Linked DNA regions of Homo sapiens: region 2 is linked to region 1. Evidence: read pairs that join two places in POLR2A ChIA-PET (ENCODE). Cell type or tissue: CD4-positive, alpha-beta T cell. All regions are shown on one strand. Links, peaks and the distances in the headings refer to the core of each region. The heading gives the core; the rest is flanking DNA. Region 1 holds the start of LOC105374384 (a long non-coding RNA gene). Region 2 overlaps PPP1CB (protein phosphatase 1 catalytic subunit beta).

What was found. Peaks named below come from ENCODE experiments on the same cell type or tissue, not always from the same donor. Only the 100,000 strongest peaks of a DNase experiment are listed, where the experiment ranks them.
Region 2: POLR2A ChIA-PET joins it to region 1 with 6 read pairs; 3 of 35 experiments call an interaction of 5 or more read pairs at or near these places.

What each region holds. Positions count from the first base shown.
Region 1 is chr2:28,677,271-28,687,586 of GRCh38, forward strand. LOC105374384 (a long non-coding RNA gene) reads right to left here and starts at 6,303. Exons shown (of 3, transcript XR_939878.3): 1 at 5,839-6,303; 2 at 2,471-2,702; 3 at 1-1,267. It also overlaps the pseudogene RNA5SP89. RefSeq lists an enhancer at 4,062-4,151 and silencers at 5,475-5,681, 7,153-7,447. In CD4-positive, alpha-beta T cell, for the core only: no CTCF peak of the experiment used is centred there; DNase peaks (open chromatin) are centred at 4,121 and 4,461; H3K27ac peaks cover 336 bases.
Region 2 is chr2:28,783,662-28,793,977 of GRCh38, forward strand. It overlaps PPP1CB (protein phosphatase 1 catalytic subunit beta), which reads left to right. Exons shown (of 8, transcript NM_002709.3): 5 at 246-317; 6 at 4,997-5,148; 7 at 10,202-10,316. Among named protein-coding and RNA genes, the nearest start is that of SPDYA, 22 kb to the right of the region's middle. In CD4-positive, alpha-beta T cell, for the core only: no CTCF peak of the experiment used is centred there; no DNase peak of the experiment used is centred there.

The DNA.
Region 1 (10,316 bases), core at 1,840-6,839:
CAAGTGATCAACTAAGTCATGTTTCTAAAATTATGGCCCATTTTAAAGGGGCCATAGAAACTGGTCACATAAAATGGGCACTGATGCTCCTTGCAGTGTTAGGCACTTTGCAGGGGCGCTGAGCAATCAATCCTGCTGAGTCAGTGAGGCATAGCCCAGCCTGCAATGCCAGCTCTCTGAGCACACAGAATAGACAGACACCTACATGGGATGATCTGTGGGCAACTACAAGGCTTCATCTACCCCTAAAACTTTCCCTTCCTTCCCCAGCCTAGAGTTCTTCCCATTAGAATCACTCCTCCAAAGTATCTGTGAGATAGCTCAGAGCACAAAGGTCTCCAGGGTAGAGGCAAGTAGGGACTGGAATCCAACCCAAACTCTGCCCACCAAGGCCCATAACTGCCCAGAGGGAGGGCGCTTTTCTCTCATTCTTATGGGTGGCTTGCCACATGGGCCAGCATATACTTTGCCTGGAGGTTAGAAAACACGTTATCAGGGTTTAAATGAGCAAATGCTACCTGAAATGGAAGGATCACTCTTCTCTTGCCTCCCATTGAAAAATACATGGAGCTGAGCTCTGGGAAAATGAAACCCCAACCAGTGAATTTCACGTGCATGTGTGTGAGAGAGAATCAGAGTGTGTGTGTGCATGTGCGTGCATACACATGCTCGATACATGTGTATACACATTCATATGCACACGTGTCTGTGTGTAAACCTTAGTCCTCAAGGGTATGGCAAGGGAGGGTAGGATGATGGGACCCCCAGGCAGCCCAGTGTTAGCCCTGAGGTACTGGAAGCCATGAACAAATGCTGGATACGAGGCCAGGACAGCAAGGTTCTCAACTGGGTTCTGGGGGGAGAGGCACAGAGGGAGGTTTGACCAATACAAACTTGTTTGACCTCATAATCCTGTTGAAGCTGAGCCTTCCAGCTTAGGCTATAGGGGAATAACTACAGCCTGCGATACTACATGAGGAGTCACAAGACTCCACCCTCTGACCTTTGAGATGAGCCCTCAGCCATCCCTCCAAGCACCTGCTGGAGCACTTTCTGCCCCTCTTCTTTTTGGCAACATGGTCAGAATCCTGACCGCTGCCAGCTGGCTTCGGTCAACATGAAGGAGCAGCCACAGCCATTTCAAGGTCACTTGTGGAATTGCGTCCACGTGGACTCCGGTGACTCCTGTGCTCTTCCTTTTACTCCGAATGAGACACTTCATTGTTTGAGGTCTGAGAATTCTCCAGGGAGTTCTGGGAACTGGATGCTGGGCAAGACAATAAATAGAGATGGCGGAACATGCCATTCGTGGGAAGGGAAAGAGATTTGCCTTCAGGGAGGGCAACACAATAGCCCAGGGGTGTAGCTTCCCATAAACCTTGGCAGCGTGGCCCACAGCACCAAGGACACGGTCACCTACAGCAAGAGGGTGGGGTCTGTAGCCAAGCAGCTCCCCATGGGCAGGAGGAAAAGGAAGAAGTCATATGTAGAGCAAACTACACACCCTCCCTGAACCTCCTATTTTGGGAAATGAGGAATAAAATGCTACTTGTTATAGGCCTTGTTGGTCTGGATGAAAGCCTTCAAAAGCCTCATACGTAAATGCTTCAAAGCATTTTCAAATAGTTGCTTCAATTTTAATGTAAAATTGATCAGAAGGCCAAAGAGTCACCTGTTTCCAAGAATGTCTATCATGTTATCACAATAGTGCAGGTGATTCTCTGACCCTCACTGACAGCCCATTCACATTCCCCATGCTCTTGTCTATGCTTTTTGATGTGTCTGACCATTCATAGGCAGTGGGAAAAAGAAAAGAGAAAAACAGTCACACTCTTGCAGTCATTTCAGTGGGTGATTCTCTGTCTTGCTCATCAGGGTTCCCCTTGGTGCTCTCATAACAGATCACAGTGACAAACTCCCCTGATATCTGTGGCACCCGGTGCAAGAGTACAAATGGAGGCCCTCAGACATAGGTCTAATATTTTAAAATTATATGTCAAGCTAACAAACTTAAATATGTTCTACTAGCCTATCTTGAAAATATACATGCACAATGACTTAGAAGGCTGCTTTCAAATTTAGAATTCTCACTCTTCCAGAGAATGCCAGCTCCCAGATGCTTAGTCCTGGACTCATGGACTTATCCTCCCATCTCCCACTCTACTTGCCCCCAGCCCAACCCACAGGCCCAAGCTCCATCCACATGCCCCACTCACAGCCACCCCTTTGCTATTTCTTAAGCCTAGGGGTGCACAGACTAGCCATACTGGCTGTGACCTCAGTCTTTGGGAGGATAGATCTGGGAAAGAAGCCCGGAAAAGTTTGGAACAGGCTAGGAGCCTTTCAGGTGGGGAATTCCAGGAATTATTATATTTGATCTTAAAGGGAGAGGCCTGGGTCGGGGGAAATGAGCATAAGTTGGAAGAGGAAAGTGCAAACCGAAGGAAGGGCTGGCTGTGGTGGTACACACCTGTAGTCCTAGCTACTCCAGAGGCTGAGGCGGGAAGATCACTTGAGCCCAGGAGTTCAAGACTGCAGAGAATATCCAGAGAATGTTTTAGAAGGGAGCCATGGGCTTCACAGAGTCACGTCTCCTTGGCCCTGTAGACTCCTTCCCCACAGGGAGAGGCATGGCTAGAAGAGGGTCAGGATGGAGTCCTCTAAAGGAGCAGCCACAGCCATTTCAAGGTCACTTGAAGATCCTGTGAGCCCAAGAGTTCAAGACTGCAGTGAGCTATGATCGCACCACTGCACTCCAGCCTGGGTGCCAGAACAAGACCCTGTCTCTAACAACAACCCACCTCACCCCCCGAAAAAAAAGAAGGGATGAAGGTCAATCCCACTATTCGTGACTATTAAGATTGAGGCAGGGCCAGTCATGGTGGCTCGCGCCTGTAATCCCAGCACTTTGGGAGGCCGAGGCATGCCGATGGCTTGAGCCCAGGAGTTCAAGACCAGCCTGGGCAACATGACAAAACCCCATCTCTACCTTAAATATATATATATACAAAAGTTAGCCAGGTATACTGGTATGCACCTGTGGTCCCAGCTACTCAGGAGGCTGAGGTGGAAAAATCACTTAGCCTGGGAGCTCAAGGCTAAGTAGTGAACCTGCAGTGAGAAGTGATCATGCCACTGTGCTCCAGCCTGGGCAACAGAGTGAGACCCTGTCTCAAAAAAAAAAAAAAAAAAAAGATTGAAGCAGGGCAGCAGGTGTTTGGGAAAAAGGTTTCTCACCCCATGTGGTTAGCTGGCCCTCCTAGGACCATGGCTTACTATTTGACCTTGGGCAAGTTTCTTAATTCTCCAGGCCTCAGTTTTCTCAGCATTTTCCTTAAATGAGCCTTCTGAAGACTAAAAGAGATAACACCTGTTAAATGCCTGGCCCAGAGGAAGCAGTTGGTAATTGGTAGGTATTAGTATTATTTTCCTCTCCAGTGGGAGAGCAGGAAACAGAATGGCCAGGCTGGAGCCAGCTCAGCCCTGGTGTCTTCCCTAGAGGACAACATGCTGCTCCCCAGCCCTGAGCACGCCAGTCTTCAGGTCCTGCCAGGTACAGGACAGCTTGTAGTCCCACACGGCAGTCGGTCGGCCAACCGCACCCCACAAGCCTCATCCAATATTGATGCAGTGTCTAATGTCTCCTGAACACAATACACTGCTTCTCAAACAAGCTCCTGCCTTTCTATGACCCAGAGGAGGCAGAGGACTCTTGACATCCCTTAAACAGCTACACACCTGGTAAATTTTGCCCCTAATCACAGGCAAATGTTATGCGAACCATTTCTTTCCAGGCCGGATGAATGGTCCCACTGCCTGCTTTCAGGGTTTTCCTCACTACTCTGGCTCTTCCAAGAAAGGAAAGAAAGGAGATGAAAACCACAGTTGGAAGCACCTCCTCTGTGCCAGGCACAGGACAAAAGGCTGTGCATGCATAATCTAATCCCAACAGGAATCCTTCCAAGTGGGTGCTATGGGCTACCATTTATAGATGGGACTGAGATGTAAGGGGGTTGATTAGGTCACTCAAGCAAGATCACACCATTTGGATGGGGCGAAGTTAAACTTTAGATTCCGCATCTCAGACTGGTGTGCCCTGCTGACGCTACTCAGGAAATGAGACTGAAGTGTGTGGGAAATCCCCACGCCCCAGCAAGCAGGCCTGTGGCCAGGACCACTGCCTGGGGTCAGGCTCACTTAGCTGCCCTGCACCACTTTCCTGGAAGGTTTCATCATTGAAATTAAGGAATAATTTCTTATAGTTTGCCACAGAGTTAAGCCAAGTCAAAACTTTTAAGTTCTACTGGCCCCTGCCAAGCGATTGCAGATCAGATCTCCTCTCCTGCCCCCAAGGAGCTGCCTTTGTTTCCTTCTTTGTCCTGTCACAGCCCTCCCCCAAAGCATTAGATTCAGAAAGGCCTGGGCACTTGGGGCTGGGGGTGGCACAGGGGAATGAAACACTTGGAGAGGAAAAAAAAAAACAACAACCCTGACTAATACAAAAGAAATTTCCCAACCACATATGCACCATATAATTACCTACATACATACACATACATAATGAAGGAGATCTTAAAGCATGCATTTAGTAAGGCTTTACAGAATAAATGTATTTGAGGGCAGTCTTCCAGTAAGTGAACATTAATCAACAGAGAACAAGAAAGATAAATATTCTACCCAGCAAGCCAAGGGATAATAATACCCCTCATAGGGCCAGAGAAATTGAAGGGAGAAGATAATGAGTTGTTTTCTTTATGCTCAAATTAAAGGTGGGACAACTAAATGTATTCCTTCTTCAGCACCTACTATGTGCCTGAACCAAAACAAGGCAAAACAGCCAAAAACAAAGCAAGACACTGTGGGTACATAGCAGGTCTAGGACCAGAGGAGGCCAAGGGGACAGAAGATGGATGGGGATGTCGGGGGGCCTCCCCCGTGTCCATTCCTGGTAAACCCAGCTTCCTGTGCAGCTCAGGCCTTGGAAGAAGCCAGCCCTGCGCCCCCCACCTACTCTGGGGCAGGGTCTCACCCCCTGACTATACGTTTGGTTGTGAGGGTCAAGACACATGAGCTGGTCAGAGATCACTTGGCAAGAGCCAAGAGAGCTTAGAGAGTTTTGACTTGTGACAAACACTAAAGGAAAGCAGTGCAGTAAATGGGCCTGACCCCAGGCAGAGGCCCTGAGCACAGACCCATTGTGGGGACTTCCATGTTCCTCGGTCCAAGGGCCACATCCTGACCCAGCTCAGGACCATGGAACAGCAGGTGAGGTGTGCCGGGTACCTCGGGGAAAGCTTCCCTTGCTCTTCTGGAACCATTCCCCAAAACCCTGTCTATCTCTCCTGAGTCTGGGCAGGTGTGTATGTGAAGCCAAGAGCAGTTGAAGCCATGTTACCACCCTGAGGGAAATCAGACTCAAGATGAAGCAGGGCCCACAGAAGGTGGAACAGAGAGACAGAGATTTTGAAAAAGGAGCTGTCATCTATGCCAATCTTCCTGAGAAACTGATGAGACAGAAATGAAACAGGGTCCCCAATTCCCGTATTAGATGGTGGAGGATGACCAAAACCCTGAGTAGCATCAGGGTCCTTAAAGGATGCTGTTCCCAGATGAGGGGCCCCCAAAGGAGGGCAAACTGGGCTGCTTGTCAATGGGGTCCGAGGACCAGAGCGGCCTTGGTCACTGAGGAGGTCCCATTGTGAAACAGCTAAGAGCTTCGGCATCCGCGGCCTGGGCTTGAGTCCTGGCTCTGCCCCTAGCTCGTGTCATCTTAGCAAATGACTTAACTTCAGAGAGCCTCTGTTTCCTAAACTGACCAATGGAGACAAATACACCTACCCCAAAATACGGCTGTACGGATTCAACGAGGTGAAGTGCATGCAAGGGCTTGGCACACGGTGAGTGTCCCATGAGCGTTAGTTGTGCTGCTTGAGGCCCAGTGTTCCAGGGGGGACGCCATAACCAAGTGTCCTCAAGAGCCGTTGGCTCCCAGGGAGAGAGGTGGACATGAGGTCACACATGAAGAGCTCTTGGCAGGGTGCCTGCTCACAGCAAGCGCTCAGCAAACGGCAGCTGCTGGAATGATTACCACTATTTTAAGCCTTCTCTACTCAGAAGCTAGATCACTGTTTGGACCCACATGGGCTCCTCCTCGGTAGGCTTAGGCCAGGCGGAGCACACCAGGCCCTCGGCATCATGCCCTTTGGCCCCCAGAGCCCCGTGTCTCCCTACCTCTGCACAGCTCCAGACATTAGCCTCCAACTCCAGGCCCCGGAGCCTGGAGAGAAACCTGCTTCCCAACATTACTCCCACATTCCTGCTGCAAGAATGCCTTTATATGGCACAGTCCTGTGGGCTGAGATTTAATTAACCCTTTACATGCCTTTGCAAAACACCACACCAGAGAACAATTCTTCCTCTGTCCTTGGAAGGTACTGATGCCAAGAGAATGTTTTCATTTGGTTATTATCTCTTGTCTCCTCTTGAGGAGATGCCGTCGTGCCGGTTATCCAAGGCAAGGACCTGTGTGAGCACCTCAGAAGCAGAACTCAGTGATTCTGGAAGTAGAAGAGAGACTTTGTTTGGGTTTGAGGTCGCCAAAAACGTTGCGGGCCTACTATGTACAAAGCATGGTGCGGGATGTACAAAGCTGAAAAACATGCAATTCTTGACTTCAGGATAGTCCCTAAGACAAGAGAGTAATGAGTCTACAGCCATACCGCCCTGAATGCGCCTTATCTAGGAAGCTAAGCAGAGTCAGGCCTAGTTAGTACTTGGAAAAGAGACAAAAGAGTAAATAAATTGTGGTGAATAAAACAGGAGAAATAATCTGAAAGGAAGGTAGAACCCTAGACCATTAAGCGCTTGTTAAAAAAAAAAATAATAGTAATAATGATAACACCACCAGCAAAAAACAAAAACCCCTAGTTTTGGAGCAGAGGCCTGGTTGGAAAGAGAAGAGCCAGGTGCAGATATTTGATCCTCTCCACTCTCCCACAAAGAGCTCGGCACAGGATAAGGTCAAACACAAGAAGATCACCGCTTATCAGTGACACATCTGCTAAGCTGCAGTCAGCGCCCGTCTGCCTGCCTGCTACCCTCTGTAACCCGGCCCGCCTTATCAGGAGCTCGGTCTATTTCCGCAAGTGAGGGGCAGCACAGCAAGAAGACCGGGATGGTGGCTCCAGTATACATCAGGAAGATGGGGCACTCAGCAACAGCCCTCTAGGAGATCTCCATGGTGCCAGGGGCTTTCTACTCAGGCCACACTAGATAGGGCTTCCACGCTGAACTCTCCAAAAGCCAGTTTGAGTCATGTCAGTATCAGTCTGTCCCCAACCCTCAACCATCAGTGGCTGCTTCCCTGTGCCAGACTCCTATTTAAACTCCTCAGCCCAGCATCTGGTGCCCTTCACCATCTGACTCCAGTTTGCTCTTCCAGCCTCATCCCCAGTACTCGTGCTGGTTCCTTCACCTAGAACACCTTGCCCGCCTCACCCGGGCTCCACTGTTGGAGTCCTGCCCACTCTTTCAGATCTGCCTCAGATACCTTTTCCCTCAGAGAGACTTCCCTGATCCACCCAGAACCCCTTCTTCCTCCCTGCCCCACCCATTTCCTGAAATGACCTCGATCTCCTCTGACTTCTCCTGCATTTTAGACCTGGCTGGTATCACTTGTCACATCCCACCTAGGATTGGGTCTCTCTTATTCCATTTACTTGGAAGCTCCCTGAGGTGAGACTCTCTATTGTACTGTTCTCCATCTCCCATCTCCGGAGGTTCACATGCCAAAGGTTCTCTCCCTTAAAGGATGGACTCGCTGCCGTAGCTTCCACCATTTTGTCAAAGTGGTGGACTCCAAAACTCAAGTTCCTATCTCCAGACAGCTCTCTGAGCATTGGTGTTTGTACATCCAGTTAGCATCTTGGAATCAGCGTGCTATAGCCCCCATAATACCTGAACTTCCTTTACTAACATAAATCCAAAAGTGAAGTCTTCCTCCTCTTCCTTGACTTCCCTATTCCTGCCATGGTGTAGAATGTACAAAGCTGGGAAACATGCAACTCTTGACTTCAAGGTAGTCCCTTGAAGTCACTGCCCAGTGCAGCGGGGCTATTGAAACCCCATCCTGGCCCCCAAATGCTCACAGCCACTCATGGAATGGGCATTCTCAGAAAATTCATTCTTGAATGCCCTTTCACCCTACCCATGCCTGTCTCCCCTGTAGCCTTCCCCTGTAACCCATCCGTCTTTTTCAGGCCACTCCCTCCTGCATCATGCATGGAAGGACCCTGATATAGTTTGGATATTTGTCTCCGCCGAAATCTCATGTTGAATTGTAATCCCCAATGCGGGAGGCGGGGCCTGGTGGGAGGTGTTTGAATCCTGGGGGCAGATCCCTCATAGCCTGGTGCTGTCTTTGTGATAGTGAGTTCTTGCAAGACCTGGTCATTTATAAGCATATGGCACTTCCCTCTATTCTCTCTCTCTTGCCCGTGCTTTTGCCATGTGACACGCCTGCTCCCCCTTTGCCTTCTTCCATGGCTGTAAGTTTCCTGAGGCCTCCCTAGAAGCCAAGCAGATGCTAGCACCAGGCTTCCTGTAAAGCCTGCAGAAACATGAGCCAATTAAACCTCTTTTCTTTATAAATTACCCAGTCACAGGTATTTCTTTATAGCAATGCAAGAACGGCCCAATACAGACCCTCTTCCCTAGCTTTCAACTTTCTTGCTGTTTTCCAGCCTCAGACTTGAGTTTCCTCCTTTCCCAGGCCTGGCTGTGCCTGAGAATGAAGTAAAAGACCCCCTTTCAGTGGGGTCTTTGTCCTCACTCTGTTCCCTGCTCTTGGTGACCCTAACTAGCTCAGGCACGTCTCCAGAAGATGCCTTCAGTTGTCCAGGCTGAAAAGCCCAGAATCAGCTTTAACTCCTCTCTCTCCTTCAGTGCCCAGGCCCATTTACTCCTCTGGTATAATGACTTTGGAATCTCCCCCTTGGGTCCTATCACTCTTCTTTGTCAAGACCCTGAAACATGCATCAGTACCAATTACTCCTTCCCTCCATGGGCTCCCCTGAGTGAGGTCCTCCTTCCATTCTAGTCCTAAGCACTTGGCTTATGAGTCTGTGTCTCCCTCCATACTGTGAGGATGAAGAAGGGACTAATCAATCCTGTGTCCCCAGTGTCAACAAAGGTCTTTTTTTTTTTTTTTTTGAGACGGAGTCTTGCTCTGTTGCCCAGGCTGGAGTGCAGTGGCACAATCTTGGCACATTGCAACCTCTGCCTTTGGGTTCAAGCAATCCTTCTGCCTCAGCCTCCCGAGTAGCTAGGATTACAAGCGCCGGCCACCACACCCCGCTAATTTTTGTATTTTTAGTAGAGACGGGGTTTCACCATATTGGTCAGGCAGGTCTCGAACTCCTGACCTCAGGTGATCCTCCTGCCTCAGTCTCCCAAAGCTCTGGGATTACAGGAGTGAGCCACCGCCCTGGCCTACAAAGGTCTTTTTTATAGTAGGTGCTCAATAAATGAAGACATATTGGATGAGTGCCCGCCTGCCATGTGCAAAATCCAGTGTTAAGTGCTAGGGGAACCCAGAAGCCCTGCTGCCTGGAAACCATTAGATATGGACTTACAGGATGGATAATGTAAGAACAAAGTGCAGACTGGTGCTGCAGGGCTTCTGAGAAAGAGAAGGCGACCCAACAGCACACAGTAAAACAAATATACGGGGAGGAGCAGGGAAGTAGAGGGGAGAGCTCAAAAGGGAGAAATGGTGCATGGCTAATAAGAGACAATGAATAGACCGGTTTGGGGAGGCCAGGTTGGAGAAATGGGCGGAGTCCAATTGCAAGGGCTGATGAATACCAGGGTAATGGCAATGCCTTTAGCTAACTTTCATTGAGTACCTGCTGGATACCAAACACTAATTTATGTTTTGTTCATGGATTATCTCATGTATTCCTTATAGTCCTATGAGGCAATTACTGTGATTACACAGTCTGGGTATGATTATACCCACTTTGAGGAAAGAGGATGAGGAAACTAAAGCATGGAAAGGTTCTCCCACTCACCCAGGCCCACACAGTGGTTAAGTGGTAGAGAAGGGAAGGGTTCAAACCAATGACAACTTGGTGCAAGAGCCTACACTCTCAGCCACTACCCTCTCCAGTCACTCAGGTTAAGCCTTGGTCTTTATTCTGAAGGCAGCAAGGAGATATGGAAAATGGGGAGGAGGAAGAGGTGAGCAAGAAGAGTGACACACACCACTGGAGGTTCTGGAGTCTTCATCTACCAACTCTCTGTAGGGCACATTTGGA
Region 2 (10,316 bases), core at 309-5,308, 100 kb after region 1:
CAGGAGAATCGCTCGAACCCGGGAGGTGGAGGTTGCAGTGAGCTGAGATCACGCTACTGCACTGCAGCCTGGGTGACAGAGTAAGATTCTGTCTCGAAAAAAAAAAAAGACGTTAAAAGGAACACTTTTCAGTATCTTTAATTTCACATAGTGAATCTATTTTGATTAAATGCTTTTTATTCGGTGACTGTTAAAATATTAAAATTTTTAGCTGTTAGTACTATGTCTCATCTTTTTATTTATAGGATTGTCACCAGACCTGCAATCTATGGAGCAGATTCGGAGAATTATGAGACCTACTGATGTCCCTGATACAGGTAAGTGTAGAGAGAAGTTTAATTGTTTTGTGTAAAGTGTTTTCATATTTGAACTTGATTACATTTAGTGGAAGTAGGATTGGCTTATGTAATAAATAAAAGAGCTTTTTTCATAGTCAATAAGCCAGCTACAGATTACTTTATTTGCAGTAATACACAATTTTTCACTTTGCACTGATCCTCAAAATGCGGAACCTTTTTATTTATAGTCATAATGTAGTTATTTGATCACAAAAAAGATTTTGCTGTTGAGTCCTTATACCTATTTTTCTAAATTCCCTCATTCATACTAGCATTGGTTATGTTCTTCAAAAATTTGTTAAATTAGACAAAAGTTTTTTAATTAAAATAATCTATTCTTTGCTTCTTAGGCAAGGATACAACTACCTTCTTTTCAAATGTCTAGTAGTTTTTTGTTATTTTCTATGTCCTCTATTTGAAATTTTTAGAGCTTTTTTTCAAGGGGGTGTGGGAGGGATTTCAATCTGTTGCCCAGGCTGGCCTTGAATTCCTAGGCTCAAGCAATCCTCCTGCCTCTTCTGAGTAGCTAGGGGACTCCAGGCATGTGCCATACCTGGCTTAAATTTTTAGAGCTCTTAAGGCTCTAGAGACCTGTGGTCAGTTTTGTGAAAATTACATTGGAAATCTCTGGGAAGGCTGGGAGCAGTGGCACTCACGCCTGTAGTCCCAGCGCTTTGGGAGGCTGAGGTGGGCAGGATCACTTGAGGTCGGGAGTTCCAGACCAGCCTGGCCAACGTGATGAAACCCCATCTCTACTAAAAATAACAAAAATTAGCTGGGCATGGTGGTGCGTTCCTGTAATCCTAGCTACTCAAGAGGCTGAGGCACGAGAATTGCTTGAACCTGGGAGACAGAGGTTGCAGTGAGCCGAGATCACACCACTGCACTCCAGCCTGGGTGACAGAGTGAAACTGTCTCAAAAAAAAAAAAAAAAAGAAAAAAGAAACAACAATCACCACAAAAAATGCTGCTCAGAACTACACATCAACCATTATAAATGGTATAGATCCTCTGATGTCAGTAGCCATGTAATACACTGTATGTTGTAATAAATTGTGTTAGGAGCTTTTTTTTTTTTTTTTTTTTTTTTTTTTGAGACAGAGTCTTGCCCTGTCACCAGGCTGGGGGGCAGTGGTGCAACCTCGGCTCACTGCAAGCTCTGCATCCCGGGTTCAAGTGATTCTTCTGCCTCAGCCTCCCGAGTAGCTGGGACTACAGGCGCCCGCCACCACACCCGGCCAATTTTTTGTATTTTTAGTAGAGATGGGGTTTCACCATGTTGGCCAGGATGGTCTCGATCTCTTGATCTTGTGATCCACCCACCTTGGCCTCCCAAAGTGCTGGGATTACAGGCGTGAGCCACCACACCTGGCCTGTGTTATGAGCTTTTTTACATAACACGACTTGTTGTGTTGATTATTTTTTAAAGTATGCATTTTATCACAGTTTTTGATTGTAATTATAGAATACATTTGACTAAACCTAACAAACTGGTATTTAAATAGTATTTTATTTAAAATGCTGTTTTTAGGCCTGGTGCACTAGTTCATGCTTGTAATTCCAACAGTTTGGGAGGCCAAGGCAGGAAGATCACTTGAGGTGAGGAGTCGAGACCAGCCTGGGCAACATAACACCCATCTCTACAGAGAAAAAAAAAATTTTTTTTTTTAATTAGCCACATGTCGCAGCACCGCGGCTACTCAGGAGGCTGAGGCAGGAGGATCACTTCAGCCTGGGAAGTTGAGGCTGCGGTGACCTGTGATTGTGCTCCTGCATTCTAGCCTGGGTGACACAGTGAGACCCTCTCTTTCAAAAAACACCCAAAGTGCTATTTTTAAAATAAGGTATAATATAAATATGTATTACTGGTCATTCTTCAGAATATCTGTTTATAGTTCAGATGTAAACTGATCTAGTGTGATATGCTAGGCTTCTGTTTTTAGCATGTTTTATTTATTTTAGCGTATTTTAATGAGAAGTTTTCAAGATGCTGAAAACAGTTATTTTGATCTTTGATAGTGTCTGCAACATTCAGAAATTTAATTTATAAGTTAATACATTATTTGAAGCAGCCTAGTTGATTGTGATGCTAGCTCATTAAACAATAAATCTTGACTCTGAAATTCTTTTTGAGACAGAATTTCACTCTTGTCGCCCAGGCTGGAGTGCAATGGCCTGATCTCGGCTCACTGCAACCTCCACCTCCCAGGTTCAAGCAGTTCTCTTGCTTCAGCCTCCCAAGTAGCTAGAATAACAGGTTCCTGCCACTGTGCCCAGCTAATTTTTGTATGTTTAATAGAGACAGGGTTTCACCATGTTGGCCAGGCTGGTCTTGAACTCCTGACCTCTGGTGATCCGCCCACCTCGGCCTCCCAAAGTGCTGGGATTACAGGCGTGAGCCACCATACCTGGCCTGAAATTCTTATCTAGACCCTGTTAAGGTTAAAGAATTCCAGATTGTTGTTGCTACCATTATTTGATTTTTTTAATGCATCCAGAGTGTCATGTTTCCTAAACCTCAAACTCTATTCTAATTTTATACAGTTTTATTGTCTCACTGAAATTATAGATTCTTGAGATCGAGACCATCCTGGCTAACACGGTGAAACCCCATCTCTACTAAAAATTCGCTGGGTGTGGCAGTGGGCGCCTGTAGTCCCAGCTACTCGGGAGGCTGAGGCAGGAGAATGGCATGAACCCGGGAGGTGGAGCTTGCAGTGAGCCGAGATCGTGCCACTGCACTCCAGCCTGGGTAACAGAGCGAGACTCCGTCTCAAAAAAAAAAAAAAAAAAAAAGAAATTATAGATTCTTAATACCTTAGCTTTCTACTGGAAAGAGGCTGGAAAGTATGAAAGCATTATTAAGCACTGGGTGGGTGTATATTTTCGAAGAGTCAGCTTCAACCAGAAAGGGCTTAAGAATTGAGACTGACTATTCCAGTGGATTTTGTGTGCTAGTGAATTTCTTAAAACAACATACAGGGAGCTTGGGATATATCAATGATAGAGATTGAATACATTGCCACTAATTCTACAAATGGTTTTATAATGCCTCTATCAAGATATGATGTACTGTAACTGAAAATGAAGATGCCCTTTCCTCCTAAACCATACTATGATGTTTATGGATTATTTAAAATTCTTAAAACTGACTTAACTCTTTAAAAATTATCTTCTTGGCTGGGCGCGGTGGCTCACACTTGTAATCCCAGCACTCTGGGAGGCCGAAGCGGGCGGATCACGAGGTTAGGAGATCGAGACCATCCTGGCTAACACAGTGAAACCCCATCTCTACTAAAAATACAAAAAATTAGCCGGGCGTGGTAGCGGGCACCTGTAGTCCCAGCTACTCGGGAGGCTGAGGCAGGAGAATGGCGTGAACCCGGGAGGCAGAGTTTGCAGTGAGCAGAGATTGCACCACTGCATCCCAGCCTGGGCAACAGAGCGAGACTCCGTCTCAAAAAAATATATATGTATCTTCTCTTAGCCACTGCAATTCTTAGAAAATCACCATCACCATCTCAACATCCACCCTTCTTTTAATATCACTACAGTTGGACTTTTACCCACTCCGTTACCCTCAATCACCAAGAAACTTGCATTGAGGTCTGATGATTTAATTGTAAGTGGCACATTTTTGGTCTTCGTCCTACTGCCCTTGTTCATGGCACATTTCCTACTTTAGGACGATTGTTTCCCCTTTCGGGATACGTTTACTATACTAAGCCCTTTGTCTTGATCATTCCTTCTCAATACCTAATGTTCATTCTCCCTCATCTACCTGCCTATTAAATGTTTGAATTCCTCAGAATTCATTTGCTGGTCTTCTCACTTTGTATTCCTAAGGTGGTCTGAGTCCCTCTTAAGATTTCCACTACCATTAATATGATGACAATACTCAAGTAAATATTTTTAACCCTGACCTCTTTTCCAGGGCTCCAAACATTACCAAAGTCAAGGATCTGATCTGATTTTGTTCTTCCACATTTAAAAAAAAATCCTCAGGGTCTCAGTAGAAAATGTTTTTTTTTCGCTCAAGTGATCTGTAGATCAAATACAATTCCAGTGAAATCACAATTGAGTTTTTTATGGAATTAGGCAATTGTTTTTAATGTTTATGTGGAAGAACAAAAGATCAAAAAGTAACCAAGACAATCCTGAAAAAAAAATGGAGGATACTAGCCCTACCAAATATAAAGACTTATTAAAAAGCTCTAGTCTGTTATTGGCTCAGGGATAAGTAAAATAGACTAACAGAATAGACTGTGGTGCTCAGAAACAGTGGAACCGTAAGGAAAGGATGAACTGTTGAGGAAATACCACTGGGTTGTTTGGTTATTCATATGGAGAAACTACCCAAAAGATGAACAGCCTTTTCCATGTATTGTTGTGCTGTAAGTGCCATGCACATATTTCCTATATGTGGAAAGGGTTGGAAAGTACTACCTTAAGAGGCCATGGAAGATTATATTTGTATGGTTTGTATGGTTGCTTTAACAAAAGTATAAGTTACATAGGCTGGAATACTTAGGCAAGTGATGGTCATTGTTTAGTAAAAGGTAAGAGGGCAAGAAAGGAACTGAAATTTGATGTAGATGTGCTATATTCTATAAATCTGTAAATTTTGTTCTTAATTGCTGTATTTCTGTCCTTTAAAGGTTTGCTCTGTGATTTGCTATGGTCTGATCCAGATAAGGATGTGCAAGGCTGGGGAGAAAATGATCGTGGTGTTTCCTTTACTTTTGGAGCTGATGTAGTCAGTAAATTTCTGAATCGTCATGATTTAGATTTGATTTGTCGAGCTCATCAGGTATGAAATATAAAACTCTTAAGCTTTTTCTTTTTTCTTTCTTTTTTTTGGGGGCAGACGGAGGGGCAGACAGATTCTTGTTCTGTCACCCAGGCTGGAGTGCAATGGCGCAATCTCTGCTCACTGCAACCTGTGCCTCCCGGGTTCAGGCAGTTCTTGTGCCTCAGCCTCCCAAGTAGCTGGGACGATAGCCGTGTGCCACCACACCTGGACTCTTAAACATTTATTATTTGTTAACTTCACATAAGCCCTCTCATTTTGTTTTGAGGAAACATATCCAAGAAAGCTAAATGAGTTGTACAAGGAAAGCAGTAGGAGAGGTGGCAGAGCCAGTTCCTGGATCTCACACTTAACAATCTAGTGATTTGTTAACCTTTTATCACCCTAAAAGAGGAAATGTTTAGAAATATTTTGGGGCTGGGCATGGTGGCTCACATCTATAATCCCAGCACTTTGGCAAGCTGAGATGGGTGGATTGCTTAAGTACAGGAGTTTGAGACCAGCCTGGGCAACAAAATGAGATTCCATCTCTACAAAAAAAATCAAAAATTTAGCTGGGTGTGGTGGTGCGTGCCTGTGGTCCCAGCTACGTGGGAGGCTGAGGTGGGAGGATCGCTTGAGCCTAGGAGATCAAGGCTGCAGTGAGCCATGTTTATGTCACTGCTCTCCAGCCCTTGTGAAAGAGCTAGACCCAGTCTCAAAAAAAAGAATGTATTTTTGTAGTATACAGCAAACCTAACAAAATTTTCAGTGCTTCTTTGAAGCTTTGTAGATATGATTTAGATTTTTTTTTTTTTTTTTTTTTTTGAGATGGAGTCTCACTCTGTCACCCAGGCTGGAGTGCAGTGGCACAATCTCTGCTCACTGTAACCTCCGCCTCCCAGGCTCAAGCGATTCTTCTGCCTCAGCCTCCGGAGCAGCTGGGATTACAGGCACGCACCACCACGCCTGGCTCATTTTTGTATTTTTAGTAGAGACAGGGTTTCACCATGTTGGCCAGGCTGCCCTTGAACTCCTGAGCTCAAGTGATCTGCGCCTCAGCCTCCCAAAGTGCTGAGATGACAGGCGTGAGCGTGAACCACTGTGCCCAGCCTCATTTTTATATAATCTTTGTGCATAATGGCGATTTTGATAAGAGCAAACCACACTTTAAAAAAGTATTTTTGAGACCATTGAAGAATTTGATTGTGGCTCAGTGCAGTGGCTCATGTCTGTAATTCCAGCACTTTGGGAGGCTGAGGCAGGCAGATCCTTTGAGCCCCAGGAGCTGGAGACCAGGCTGGGCAACATGACAAAACTCTGTCTCCACAGAAGATACAAAACAGCCAGATGTGGTGGTGTGCACCTGTAGTCCCAGCTTGCTTGGGAGGCTGTGGCAGGAAAGTCGCTTGAGCTCAGGAGGCAGAGGTTGCAGTGAGTGTAGATCGTACCATTTCACTCCTGCCTGTGCAATGGGTGTGAAACTCAGTCTCAAAAAAAGAGAACATTTGATTGTAGACTTGGTAATAGGTATGAATTATTTAATCTTTTAATTTTTTGTTTTTGTTTGAGGCCGAGTCTCACTCTGTCACCTAGGCTGGAGTGCAGTGGCATGATCTCGGCTCACTGCAACTTCCGCCTCCCAGGTTCAAGTGATTCTCCTGCCTCAGCCTCCCGAGTAGCTGGGACTACAGGCGCCTGCCACCACGCCTGGCTAATTTTTGTATTTTTAGTAGAGACGGGGTTTCACTATACTGGCCAGGCTGATCTCAAACTCCTGACCCCAGGTGATCTGCCCACCTCAGCCTCCCAAAGTGCTGGGATTACAGGTGTGAGCCACTGCTCCTGGCCGGTATCAATTATTTTAGCTGTTTCATAATCATTAATTGTTATGTAAGAAGAATGTCTGTGTTTTTCCAGGAATGCATACTTGAGTGTGTAGAGGTAAAATGACATGCCTGGGATTTGCTTTAAAATAATATCAGCAAAGAGAAAAGGAGAGGGAGAAGATAAACAAATGTAGCAAAATCATGAAAAGTATTGAATTAGGCTGATGAGTTAATGGGAGTTAATTCAAGTCGTCTTTATCTACTTTTGTGTATATTTGAAATTTTTCATTATAAAAACATTTATACAGTTCAGGGTTTTTGGTTGTCTTTTATGTCCGCCACCACTAACTAGATTGTGTACTCTAAGGAAGGGATTACAACTTGTTTTTGAATCTCTGTTGCTTTATATAGTTGCTGACATTGTAGCATAGTGTATCATGCACATACAGTGTTGAATAAATTAATAAAAGCGTATTTAATTAAGTATATGCTGTCCCACAGTACTTCCCTTTCTTTCTGGAGCTTTACTCCCCATGACACTTACTACTGCTGCCTCTTTCTTTGATCCTAAGTGATAAAAATGACTGGCTTTTTATTCTTTGCTTATTGTATATTACATGCCACTTTTATTTAGCAGGATTTCTTGGTGGTTCCATTGAAATGAGGTCATGTTCCCACATCCTTTGATTTTGGCAAAGTAGTTTTTTGTTGTTGTTGTTTGTTTTTTTTGTGAGACAGAGTCTCACACTGTTTCCCGGGCTGGTGTGCAGTGGCACCATCTCGGCTCGCTGCAACCTCCACCTCCCGGGTTCAAGTGATTCTCCTGCCTTAGCCTCCCGAGTAGCTGGGACTACAGGTGTATGCCACTAGCCTGGCTAGTTTTTGTATTTTTAGTAGAGACGGGGTTTCACTATGTTGGCCTGGCTGGTCTCGAACTCCTGACCTCGTGATCTGCCCGCCTCGGCCTCCCAAAGTGCTGGGATTATAGGCACGAGCCACCTCGCCCGGCCTGACAAATAGTTTTTTAAATCAGTAAAACTGTGTTTATGATTTTGATAAATATGCCTTCTATTAAATAACAAGGCAGAATTGCTAAGTTTCCTAACTAAAATGACCCCTGATAATCAGTTTTTTTCAGCCATAGATCTTCATTCACTGGTCTTTTCAAAAATAAATGATGATTTTTAAAAATCAGGTTTCTGAACTACGCTAGTTTGCATGGTCTTTTGTTTTCCAGAAACTGCCAAAATCCTTCTATTGTGCTTATTTTCAAATAATTGTCTCTAAAATTCTAGAAATATTCCCTTTAAAAAAGAAAATTTGAAAGAATGAACAAGTAAGCAAACTAAAAAACCAAGAACTAAAAACATGGAGTCCATGACCAGCCTGGGCAACACAGTGAAACACGAAACCCTGTCTCTACAAAAAAATACAAAAAACTGGCTGGGCACCGTGGCTCACGCCTGAAGTCCCAGCATTTTGGGAGGCTGAGGCGAGTGGATCACCTGAGGTCAGGAGTTCGAGGCCAGCCTGAAAAACATGGAGAAACCCCATCTCTACTAAAAATATAAAATTAGCTGGGCACGGTGGCACATGCCTGTAATCCCAGCTACATGGGAGGCTGAGGCAGGAGAATCGCTTGAACCTGGGAGGCAGAGGTTGCCGTGAGCCGAGATCGCGCCGTTGCACTCCAGCCTGGGCAACAAGAGCAAAACTCCATCTCGAAAAAAAAAAAGAAAAGAAATACAAAAAAATTAGCCAGGCATGGTGGCACACACCTGTGGTCTCAGCTACTCAGGAGGCTGAGGTGGGAAGATCTCTTGAGCCCCAGGAAGTTGTGACTGCAGTAAGCCAAGATTGCACCACTACACTCCAGCCTAGGCAGCAGAGCGAGACCCTGTCTCCACACAAGCACATACACAGAGAAACAACTAAAAACATGAGTGCCATTTGCTATGTGGAGCAGGGGTCACAGGGATTAGATAAGGTGGCTATGGTCTTAGGAGAAAAGGTTCATCTAAATTGTACCATAAGGTAATTTCAGCAGAAGCATGTTCCTAGTACTGAGGTAGGAGTTATTTTAATAAGTAAATGCCTTCGTAATTGCTTTTTTATATTAGCAAGTGGTGTCGGATAATTTTGCTAATTAAAAGATACCTAAAATAAATTTAAAAGTAATCTTGCCCACCGTAAATAAATATAAAATATTTACATATTATTGTGTTCCTCAAATTTGTAGACTGAGAGAAAAATTGTTTAAATTACTCAGAAATTGACAACTGGTTCTAGAAATGTTAACTCATCAAGGCCAGGCACGGTGGCTCACGCCTGTAATCCCAGCACTTTGGGAGGCCGAGGCGGGCAGATGACCTGAGGTCAGGAGTTTGAGATCAGCCTGGCCAACATGACAAAACCTCATCTCTACTAAAAATACAAAAATTCATCGGGCTTGCTGGTGGGTGCGTGTAGTCCCAGCTATTTGGGAGGCTGAGGCAGGAGAATGGCTTGATCTGGGAGGCAGAGGTTGTAGTGAGCCGAGATCATGCCACTGCACTCCAGCCTGGGTTGACAGAGCAATATTCCATCTCAAAAAATAAAAAATAAAAATAAAAATACAGTCTGTTGGCAGTTAATTTAAGGAGCATGATCCATGTAAATTAAACTCAACTTAGTAATGTTTTCAGTGTGTAGCCAGTAGTGTTTTCAGTGTGTAGCCATGTAATAATAATACATATTTTAAAATCAAAGCAAGAAGTAAGCTCTTCGCAAAGTCGTTCATTGTCTGGTTGTTGCTCATTTAATTAAGGATTCTGTAGTTGGATTATAATGCCCTCATCAAAGTAATAATTGATGTCCCTCTGAAAAACACGTAGATTAATTAAAATAAAATTAAATTTAAAACTTAAAAACAAAAAAAGTACTTAGTGTCCCAGCTCCCTGTAGTCATGATGCCTATTAGTATGTTTTGTTTCATGGGGAGCCTTGCAAATGGCATGATTTTTAAGCTTTCAGGAGTGGTGAATTTATTATTCCAATTAAGCTAAATTGTTTCCATTATAGAAAAGGCACACCAGTTTTAATGTTCTAAGCAAAGTTTAAGAATAAAAATCACAACTTCCAAAACAAAACAGGGTGGTTTGGGGGTGAGGTGGGGCACAGTCTTTGCCACCTTAACCTTAATTAGTATAGATGGTTCAGAATTACCCACCAATAAATGTTTTTTCTTCTGACATTTCCTTTGACAGGTGGTGGAAGATGGATATGAATTTTTTGCTAAACGACAGTTGGTAACCTTATTTTCAGCCCCAAATTACTGTGGCGAGTTTGATAATGCTGGTGGAATGATGAGTGTGGATGAAA